Regions from separate parts of the Homo sapiens genome. Here region 1 is linked to region 2. A link is an interaction called in ENCODE POLR2A ChIA-PET data of the cell type or tissue named here. Cell type or tissue: HepG2. All regions are shown on one strand. Links, peaks and the distances in the headings refer to the core of each region. The heading gives the core; the rest is flanking DNA.

Region 1 (5,382 bases), core at 117-5,116, 130 kb before region 2:
AAATGCCTTGGGTGGTTTGCTGTAACGAAATTGGTAACTGATATGAGCTGACTGCTATTTAGCCATTTGCTTATGAGATCTGAATGACTGAGAAAATCAGCTCAGCCCTGTCACCCTCCCCCTGGCAGTGCCTCTTGTTTGCTGTCTTTATATCTTCTCTTCTGTGCTCTCAGAATGCCCTGTGCCCATTGCTCATTATACTGCATCAATTTGTTCATTCATTTCTTTTTCTTTTTTTTTTCTTTTTTGAGACAGAGTCTCCCTCTGTTGCCCAGGCTGGAGTGCAGCAGTAAGATCTTGGCTCACTGCAACCTCTGCCTCCCAGATTCAAGTGATTCTCCTGCCTCGGCCTCCTGAGTAGCTGGGATTGCAGGCTGGTGCCACGACACCCGGTTAATTTTTGTATTTTTAGTAGAGACAGGGTTTACCATGTTGGTCAGGCTGGTCTCGAACTCCTGACCTCGTGATCCGCCCGCCTCGGCATCCCCAAGTGCTGAGATTACAGGTGTGAGCCACCGCGCCCGGCCTGTTAATTCATTTCTCTCTGACCTGAGCACCTTTTCTTTCAGTTTAGTACCTCCAGGGCTCAGGACAGAGACTTGTAAAATGTTGGTGCCCAATGGACACATGGAGAAAGAAGGTATGAAGCCCGGCCATTCGTTCGTATTATAGAAAACGCTGAAGGCTTCCCAAGGCACCAGCTTGCTATGTAGCTGACGGGCCACCAAGGCAAGGTGTGGGAGTATTCTGCAGCTAGTCATGGCAGCCAGTCAGGACCCTCTTAACTCTGCTCCTCACGCAACTTCCATCCTGCTGCAGTGTCCACCAGCTCTTGAATTTAAAGTCTTTGAAATGTACATCCTGAGCTGGGGCTCCTGGCTCAGGTCATGGTCCTTTCTGATGACCCGCCATTTGGCTTCTCACTTGGGACCTTTCTGCAGCAAAGCCCTGGCTCCATCCTCTGTCCCTACCCCATCCTATTCCCCGTCCCTCTCTCTCCTGGCCTCTGAGATTCGGTGAGGGATTGTTTAGGTACAAAGTCCATTGGAAGCCACATTAAGTGACTTAATTATCAGAAGAGGAGCGATGTGGAATGAGGGACAAGGTGACAGCTACTGTGTGCACAAAGACTCAGTCCTTTTTCGTTTGTCTTTTTTGCTTTTTTCTTCTGTGCCATGACAAAAAGCTTACTCTTGTTAAGTTGCTTTATTTGAATATGAGCCTAAAATAATATCACTAAAAAAAAATATCACTTTGGAAATAGATTCCGAAGAAAGGTTCAAACTCATAAATGGTCATAGAATTGTTCTAATGTTTTATATCGGAACTCCACATTTTGGCATTTGTCTCTGAAGGAGGCAATTGTTTTACATTCAGCCAGGCTGAAAATGTCTGCAAGCTGATGGAATCCTTCTGGAACATCAAAGGATGGGAATCTGGCTTCATTTGTACTAACATCATTTATTATCTTTTCTTCAGATTTTAAGTTATAAAAATCTCATGAATTAATGATCTCTCTGAGGGTATGAGAAATTTGCATGGACAATTCAGCTGAAGAAGGCAGTAATTTACACACATGCACACATGAATAATCCCAACAAAGTAAGCGAAGCCAAACAAACGTGTTTTGTTTCATACCTTGAAGTTCTTTGATTTGAGGTTCGTAGAACTAAAAGGAAGACAGTGTTTTAAATGTGTTTTTCAAAGAAGAGTCTTCTCTTTTAAACCAATTCTAATTCAATTCTGTTAGAATTTTAATTGTTCCTTGAATCTTTAAGGAGACTGGGTTTACCATTATTCATTTGAACCAGGGTTCAAAAGGGTTCTGTTGATTAAAATAACAATTTTCGTCACATAAATTAGACCATTTACTAGCCAGAGCTATCATTTATCAAACATTACTGTAAGCTCTGTAAGCTCAGCACAGGCTAAGCACTTCAAATACATGGTTTCATTTAATAATCCCAATAATTTGACTTAAGTACATATTAATATCCTCTTCTCAGAGATAAGGAATCAGGATGAGAGGTTCAGCAATTTGCCCAGGGTCATTTAGAAAGCAGGAGCAGAGCTAGGATTTATAACCAGCTTGCGTGAACTCAAAGTTCATTCTTTTAACTCCTGTTGCCTTTGAACATTACCGTTGACAATATTTGGAAAATGTGTCATCTCCTGTTGCAAGGGACAAATATGCAGTTTAAGGAATAGGCATCAGGCTTTTAGAATAACTGACTTTACATTTTAGACTTGTCCTTCTCTGTCCTTGGGTGGGACCCATGAAGTAATGCTGCTTTGACATCTGCGGCGGAGAAAGCCACTGTCCACTCAAAATTCATGGGCCCTTCCATGGTACAGGATGCTTCCTGAGAAGCAGCTGCTTAGCCAGGGATGTTACTTAGTTTCACCTATGAATGGAAATGATGTTGGCGGCACCCAGGCAGAGGTGGCTAAGCAGTGCATGTGTCTTCCTTACCTGCCCTTGGGGAGTGACACCCCAGGAGAGCTGGACACTGCCTGTGGGAAAAGGGTAGAGCCTACTCCTGTCCAGACCTCCCTCCAGGCCTTCCTCCTCCACTCCAACCAGAGCGAACACACTGAAGTGTTAAGTGAGTGAGAGCTACATTTTTATTGTTAAGCCGTTGGAGTTGTGGGGTTTCTTTGTTAATACAGCAGTTAGCATTACCCTAACCAAAAATAGAGCTTCCTTTAACTTCCCTTTAGGGGAAGTGAGTGGATTGAACAGCTGAAAAGAGGGTAGTGGGCCTCTTCACCAGAGTGGATTTCCCAGTTAGGCAGTTACTACATCCTATGCTGATGGTCACATGTTTAGAATATGGGCCTGGGGGGATGAGAGAAGAGGGCAGGTGGGTGCTCAAGGTGAGGCTTGGGGGAGAAACTGAGGTTGAGAATGGTCTCTCTTTAGCCCAGGTGGTACATTTTCAATTATAGGAAACTTTAAGGAGACGGTGGTAGATAACTTAAGAGAAAGAAAAATGCGAACCGACATGGATGTGTTTAAAATGAGTGAGCAGGCTGAGGTGGGTGGATCACCTGAGGTTGGGAGTTCAAGACCAGCCTGACCAACATGGAGAAACCTGTCTCTACTAAAAATACAAAATTAGCCGGGCATGGTGGCACATGCCTGTAATCCCAGCTATTCGGGAGGCTGAGGCAGGAGAATCACATGAACCTGGGAGGCAGAGGTTGCGGTGGGCCGAAATCGCGCCATTGCACTCCAGCCTGGAAAAAAAAAAATCCATCTCAAGAAAAAAAAAAAAAAAAATGAGTGAGCAGAAGTTCCCCGAATGAGCACCTTTCTGAGGAGATTTAACTTGATGTCTGATCAGTTTAACACAAGGCACATTTGTCTTTGTGTCTTCAAAAATCTTGGGTCGTCTTCTGCAAAGAAAAAGATTAAAGCACATCTTTTTTTTTCCCTCTTCTATAAAGTCTCATGTTACGTCCCTATTTGTAGCTTTTCAAGGCACTAAGATTATTGAATATTGATTTGGTTAAAAATGGAGAACAGCTCTTTCTGTTTATACCCTGCAGTTCATCCTCCTGCTGTTCCCCACATCACTTCTATGCACTTTCTGAAAATCAGTTTAATTAAAAATGTCATGCATGGTTTATTGAATTTCATCTGAAGAATAAGCGATAACAAAAATTGTTTGGTCTTATAACCAAGTAAATAGATATTTGGATACTAGGTATGGGGAGAAATAAAACTAATTGTTTAAACCTCAGTTAATGAGAACATACTGTTTTGCCAGTGCAGTGTTGGGAAAGAAAGCATCTTTATTTGATAATGGAAAATATTAATAATTACTTAAAGCACTTTGTTGAAGTAACTGTATGAGAGCTACATGTTTCTTGTGGGTAGCCATCACTCTTTGTAACAATTGTTTTAATACCAGAGCTCTTTCAGAGAGTAATAACAGAAGTATACCTTTTACTATTGTTACCAGAAAGGGGTCCCGATCAAGACACCAAAAGAAGGTTCTTGGACCTCGTGCAAGAAAGAATTTGGGGCAAGTCCATAAAGTGAAAGCAAGTTTATTAAGAAAGCAAAAGAAAGGGGCTGGGCGCAGTGGCTCACGCCTATAATCCCAGCACTTTGGGAGGCCGCGGTGGGTAGAACACGAGGTCAGGAGTTTAAGACCAGCCTGAGCAAGATGGTGAAACCCCGTCTCTACTAAAGATTAAAAAAAAAAAAAATTAGCTGGGTGGCAGGCGTCTGTAATCCCAGCTACTCGGGAGGCTGAGGCAGACAATTGCTTGAACCTGGGTGGCGGAGGTTGCAGTGAGCCGAGATCATGCCTTTCCACTCCAGCCTGGGTGACAGAGCGAGACTCTATCTCAAAAAAAAAAAAAAAAAAAAGGTAAAAGAATAAAAGAATGCCTACTCCATAGGCAGAGCAGCAGCATGGGCTGCTTGACTGAGAGTAAACTTATATCTTGATTATATACTAAACAAAGGGTGAATTATTCATGAATTTTCTGGGAAAGGGGTGGGCAATTCCCTGAACTGAGGGTTCCTCCTCTTTTTAGACCATGTAGGGTAAACTGTCATGATACTGGTGGGAGTGTCTTTTAGCATGCTAATGCATTATAATCAGTGTATAATGAGCACTGAGAACAATCAGAGATCACTTTCATTGCCATTTTGGTTTTGGTGGGTTTTGGCCGGTTTCTTTACCGAATCCTGTTTTCTCATCAAGGTCGTTGTGACCTGTATCTTCTGCTGTCCCCCTATCTCATCCTGTGACTAAGAATGCCTAACCTCCTGGGAATGCAGCCCATTAGGTCTCAGCCTCATTTTACCCAGCACCTATTCAAGATGGAGTCACTCTGGTTCAAACACCTCTGACACTATGCAGTTCATACAAACAGTTTAGTTTAATGCAAACAGTACGTGTCTGCTGATCACAGAAATAAGTCCCTGAAATTTGAATCAGTCTAGGGGAGAAAATTCTTCTTTGGATTTAAGAGAGTCCAGTCTTTTCCCAGTAGACAAGAACAAGGAAGATAGCTACAGGCAGCCATCTCTCTATCAGGAGGAAAATCAACCTTAAAAGAAAGGCAATAATAGAATGTGGTACATATACTGAAGAAGGAATTTATGAATTTTACAAGTACAATCAAAGACAACCAAGAAATTTTTACTTTTTCCTTCAAAAGCTAAGTGTAGTGTACCCACCCCCAACCCCGTAGTCTAAGTTAGAGAAGAATACTGCCTGCCTGTTTTTCCTTCCGTGCTCAGTGAGCCTTACCCATACTCCCCAGTTTCACATTCCTTGAGGCTCAGTGAGTTCCTGCGTCACCTGCCTAGCACAGCTGTAAAGTTACAAGGTTGATACAGAAACATGGCTTCCTAAGGAT
Region 2 (5,382 bases), core at 200-5,199:
GTTACATAGCATGTATAGATTGAAAATTTATTCTGTATTTCAGTGGAACATTTTTAGAACACTATTGCTGAGGTAGTCAAACTGTTCTAGGAGTTATTAAGAAATTATTTTAGGCAGGTAGAGAGGAAAAGGGATCCTCGGAAAGTTTTCCTCTGTTTTAAAGCAGCTCCAGAAACGTTTCTTGTCTAGTGGGAAAACCTAGCTCTTAGAACTGGGCAGGCAACCTTTGATATGCAAACGCAAGCCATTAGAAACTGCGTCCACCCAAACATGACGATTCCTACCGTTGTCTTCTTGCCCTTGCCCCAATATGTGCCTGGCCACATGGCCGCCTCCACATATCCCCACGTGTGTAGAATATTATGGAGCCCTGCATTTGCATATTAAAAGACTGGGGTGGGAGGGCCAGTTTTTTTTTCACGGGCTACGCGAATGACCTGCCTGGTCAAACCAATCCGGTGAGCCCTATGCAAATCAGGCACCACCTCCTCCAGCCTCCTCATAAAATTGGCTGGTATCCACGGCACATGGGATCTACTCTTTCGGTTTTGGACCCCCCCTCCCTCTGCCTCTGTACAGGGGAGCTTCTTTCTTTCTTCTCCCTTCTTTCTTGCCTGTTAAACTCTCCGCTCCTTAAATTCACTTCACGTGTGTGTCATCCTATCTAATTTGGCATGAGACAAGAGCCCTGGTGCTCCTCCACTCATAGGGGCCGTATCAAAACTACAACTATTATCTTTTCAAATATTTCCTTCCCAAACAAGTACCATATGTTTAATGTGTGATATTATTATGGTAGTAATATTATGAAAGTGATTTGTAGTATTGCTTAGTTCTTAAAAATAATTGTATTATAATTAAACTATCATTACGGCTTAATTTCTCTTCGTTAATGTAACAATTTTATTAAAATGTAATTCACATACTATACAATTCATCAAAGTGTACAATTCCATAGTTTTAATATATTCATAGAATTGTGAGCACACATTTTAGAGCATTTTCAGCACCCTAAAAAGAAGCCCTGTACCCATTTGCAATGTGACTTCATTTATTCTAAAAAGAAATAATCACAAACACCTCCTTTTCATGGATGCCTAGGACTTTTTCTATCTATCTATATCTATATCTATATCTATATCTATATCTATATCTATTTTTTGAGACAGAATCTTGCTCTTGTCGCCCAGGCTGGAGTGCAATAGCGCGATCTCGGCTCACTGCAACCCCTGCCTCCCGGGTTCAGGCGATGCTCCTGCCTCAGCCTTTTGAGTAGCTGGGATTACAGGCATGTGCCACCATGCCTGGCTAATTTTTTTTTTTTTTTTGTATTTTTAGTAGAGACGGGTTTCACCATGTTGGCCAGGCTGATGTCGAACTCCTGATCTCAGGTGATCCTCCCGCCGAGGCCTCCCAAAGTGCTGGGATTACAGGCGTGAGCCACCGCGCCTGGCCCTATATCTTTTTTTGTGATCTGATTTCAGATGTGGAGAAAGAGAGTGCTTTGCCCAATACTCTCAAAAATTCGTCATTGGACACAGGAATGAAAGCCAGCCCTCTGTGGCCTTAAACAGAGCTATGGAATATTAGACCTCATTTAGAGGACAGTTTATTTCCCTCAGACTGGGGAGCTGAGAGATTTTTTAAAAAGCTCTGTAAAGGTAAATATTTCAAATATACGGAGCATATTCTGATGCTCTTGATCAGAAGCATCTTGATGAAATCTTTATAGGAGGTTAGGCTGAAAAAAAGAGCTGTGAGTAATCAGCAATGTGCCAGGCATCTCTTTACTGACCATAAGTTCAACATATTTTTCATATTGTCTTCCTTTTAAAAAGACAATTCTGGTGACTTCGCTTTTTTGTTTTTTTTTTTTTTTTTTTGACACGGAGTCTCTCTCTGTCGCCCGACTGGAGTGCAGTGGCCTGATCTCGGCTCACTGGAAGCTCCGCCTCCGGGTTCACGCCATTCTCCTGCCTCAGCCTCCCGAGTAGCTGGGACTACAGGCACCCACCACCACGCCCGGCTAATTTTTTTGGATTTTTAGTAGAGACAGGGTTTCACCGTGTTAGCCAGGATGGTCTCGATCTCCTGACCTCGTGATCTGCCCGCCTCGGCCTCCCAGAGTGCTGGGATTCCAGGCGTGAGCCACTGCGCCCGGCCGACTTCACTTTTAGGTCAATGAAATCACTGTCTACTGGTGTCAATAACAAAATGATAAAAAAAAAAAAAAAAGAAAAAAAAGGGAAGCGTTTTGCACACAAACAGAATAGAATTTCAGCTTGTGATGCAGGGCCTCTGTGAATTAATTCACTTCCTCTAGAAGCAGAGGACACCAATTTCCTCCCCCGGAGGTCAGAAGCGGAAGGGGTAGGGTTACCATGGAGTCTAGATTCTAAGAGACTTTTGAAATGCAATTGCCCTGCCGGTTTTGTTTAGCTACAAGGTTACTCTCAGACATAGGCAATAATGAGAAAGTAATAGCTGGGATGGTCTTGGGTTGACCCACGCAGATAAGGATCAACTTTTTTTTCTTTAATAGGGGGCCATGTGACCGTGATGACTGCTGTTTCTTTCAGATACTTTTGGTGTTGACTGGTCACCCGAATGAGACAAGGATTCTTAGGTCAATCCATTTTCCTGCATCAGGAGACACACGTCAAAACTTAGCATCAAAATTGCACCCCTTTCCATGACTCTGTCCCTCTGTAAATGGGGAAGAGAGCTTCCCTTTTGGCCCTTGGGCAGAAGGCTGCTTATTTGTATTCAGTGATTGTGTTAGCGGAAAGGGGTCCCCATAGAGACTCCCAAGAGAGGGTTCTTGGATCTCACCAAGAAGGAATTTGAGGCAAATCCATAAAGTGAAAGCAAGTTTATTAAGAAAGTAAAGGAACAGGCCGGGCACGGTGACTCACGCCTGTAATCCCAGCACTTTGGAAGGCCGAGGTGGGCAGACCACAAGGTCAGGAGATCGAGACCATCCTGGCTAACACGGTGAAACCCCGTCTCTACTAAAAATACAAAACAAAAAATTAGCCGGGCGTGGTGGTGGGCGCCTGTAGTCCCAGCTACTCGGGAGGCTGAGGCAGGAGAATGGCGTTAACCCGGGAGGTGGAGCTTCCAGTGAGCCGAGATCGTGCCACTGCACTCCAGCCTGGACGACAGAGCGAGACTCCCTGTCAAAAAAAAAAAAAAAAAAAAAAAAGTAAAGGAATATGGGATGGCCACTTCATAGGCAGAGCAGCCCCAAGGGCTGCTGGACTAAGAATACTTCTCGTAATTTCTTGATTATATGCTAAACAAGGGTTGGATTATTCATGAGTTTTCTGGGAAAGGGGTGGGCAAGTCCTGGAACTGAGGGTTCTCCCCCCTTTTAGACCCTATAGGGTGACTTCCTGAGGTTGTCTTGGCATTTGTAAAGTATGGTGGCACTGGTGGGAATGTCTTAACATGCTAATGCATTATAATTATTGTATAATGAGCAGTGAGGATGACCAGAGGTCACTTTTGTTGCCATCTTTGTTTTGATGGGTTTTGGCTGGCTTCTTTACTGCAACCTGTGTTTTCAGCAAGGTCTTTGTGACCTGTATCTTGTGCTGACCTCCTATCCTATCCTGTGACTTAGAATGCCTAACCTCCTGGGAATGCAGCCCAGCAGGTCTCAGCCTCATTGTACCCAGCACCTGTTCAAGATGGAGTCGCTCTGGTTTGAACACCTCTGACAATCAAATTGTCTGCTGGTGATATAAGACTTCCTGATTTTGCAGCAGTAAATAATTCTAATAAAAGGACTCCAGTAGAGCCTGAAGCTATAGATATTTCCATAAGGCAAGCCAACCTGGAGAGTCCCTTTGAGGTGAATTCTGGATCCCCACACACATCTTGTAGAAGACTCAGATATCACCTGCCTATAATTCTTTGTTCAGTAGGTTGTATGAACTGGTACAGATAAAATGAAAACCTAGCTCCCTCAAACTGGTTCTTCACCTGAACCTGAACCCACACTGAAACACTTGAAAGTTCTGGTAAAGGCACCTTTTTCAGTCTTAAAACAGAAAGGCAGATTTTTGAAAGCCAGGCAGTTTTAAAATAAATTCTCCTGGAGAAACAGCTGTTATCAAAGTAAATTGTCTCTGTTCAACGCATTTACTGGTTTATATGGCAATCCAGAAGTTTACCACCTCTCTAAAAGGTCAGGTCTCTTTTTCTTTTTAAAATTAGACTTGTGTTCATGGTTATTGGTCAAACATATGGTAAATACCTGAATCTCTGCAAAGAGATGTTCAAATTTCAAAGTGTTTTTACGATGGTCATGTGCAAGAACACCCTGCATTTAGTTGCACGCTTATATTCCTTTGTTCAAGCTCTCATTTCAGTTTTAAAAATAAATGAAACAAATACATTAGCATTTAACATTTTCTTAATAATTGACATTTTTCAATTTTATGAAGTTTGTACCTTCTATTTTCAGATTTGTTTTGATCAGGAGAAAGCCCTTTTATCAAAAGAAGGCATCTTGATAATAATACCAACTCTGCTCAATTCAAAATGCCATTTTGAAGAGTAAAGGACAGCGTATGTGAAAAGTGCTAGGCCACAGTCAATGTTTTCTTCTGTTACTGCTCTTTATATTGTTAAAGAATTCACTGTTAAATGTGTTCTCCTGCTGCCATGCCTTTCAGGAAACCTGAATATTTTGGAAGAATAGCCATTTTTGATGTCCTATGAATGGTCTTTGAAGGTTCAGCAAGGATATTTGACTAGTGGGTTTGGTCTTACTTTTTATCTCTTACTTGATATTGTAATAGATATGAAAGGCACACGTTCTCCAGTGTGTGCTGATGTTGGTTGTGGGAGAGATTTGAGAGCACTGTAATTTCCTTGGCATTTCCCCCATGAAGCTCTGATAGTCCCAAAACCTGCGCTCGTGGCCGCCTGCTGAACGGCTGATAACTGATGAAGTAGACCTGAGAAATATTTGGCTCTGCAGGACTTCTGCAAGAGAAGGTATCCAAAGGCACTAGTATTAGTGTGCAGCACCCATTTGACCTCGGGTCAGCCCTCCTGGTCCTTAGTCCCATGAGCCAGGCCCCACATGCTGGCCGGCTGGCAAAGTCCGGCTTTGCATCCAGTTATTGTTTGCTCAGCTCGTACTTCCTGTTAACACATTCAGTTATGTTCCTCCATCCAACCTTCTAGAGGAGGGAATAGCATGTTGGTCAGAAAGTAGATTAGAAAATGCCTACATGTAGAGTTGCTTGATGCATTGCAAGCTTCTCCGTCCCCTTGGGTGGACCCCTAGTGTGCCCACTGGGATGCTGAGGGCAACTTGCATCCAGCTTTATTCCTCAAACTGGGACTTTCAGATCCTACTGATGGGAG

Evidence for each region. ChIA-PET counts read pairs that join two places held together with the same protein. Peaks named below come from ENCODE experiments on the same cell type or tissue, not always from the same donor. Only the 100,000 strongest peaks of a DNase experiment are listed, where the experiment ranks them.
Region 1: POLR2A ChIA-PET joins it to region 2 with 5 read pairs; 2 of 35 experiments call an interaction of 5 or more read pairs at or near these places.

What each region holds. Positions count from the first base shown.
Region 1 is chr15:93,339,201-93,344,582 of GRCh38, forward strand. All of the region lies in intron 5 of LOC105370982 (a long non-coding RNA gene), which reads left to right. Among named protein-coding and RNA genes, the nearest start is that of RGMA, 250 kb to the left of the region's middle. In HepG2, for the core only: no CTCF peak of the experiment used is centred there; DNase peaks (open chromatin) are centred at 1,021 and 2,151.
Region 2 is chr15:93,469,811-93,475,192 of GRCh38, forward strand. No RefSeq gene overlaps it. Among named protein-coding and RNA genes, the nearest start is that of RGMA, 380 kb to the left of the region's middle. In HepG2, for the core only: no CTCF peak of the experiment used is centred there; no DNase peak of the experiment used is centred there.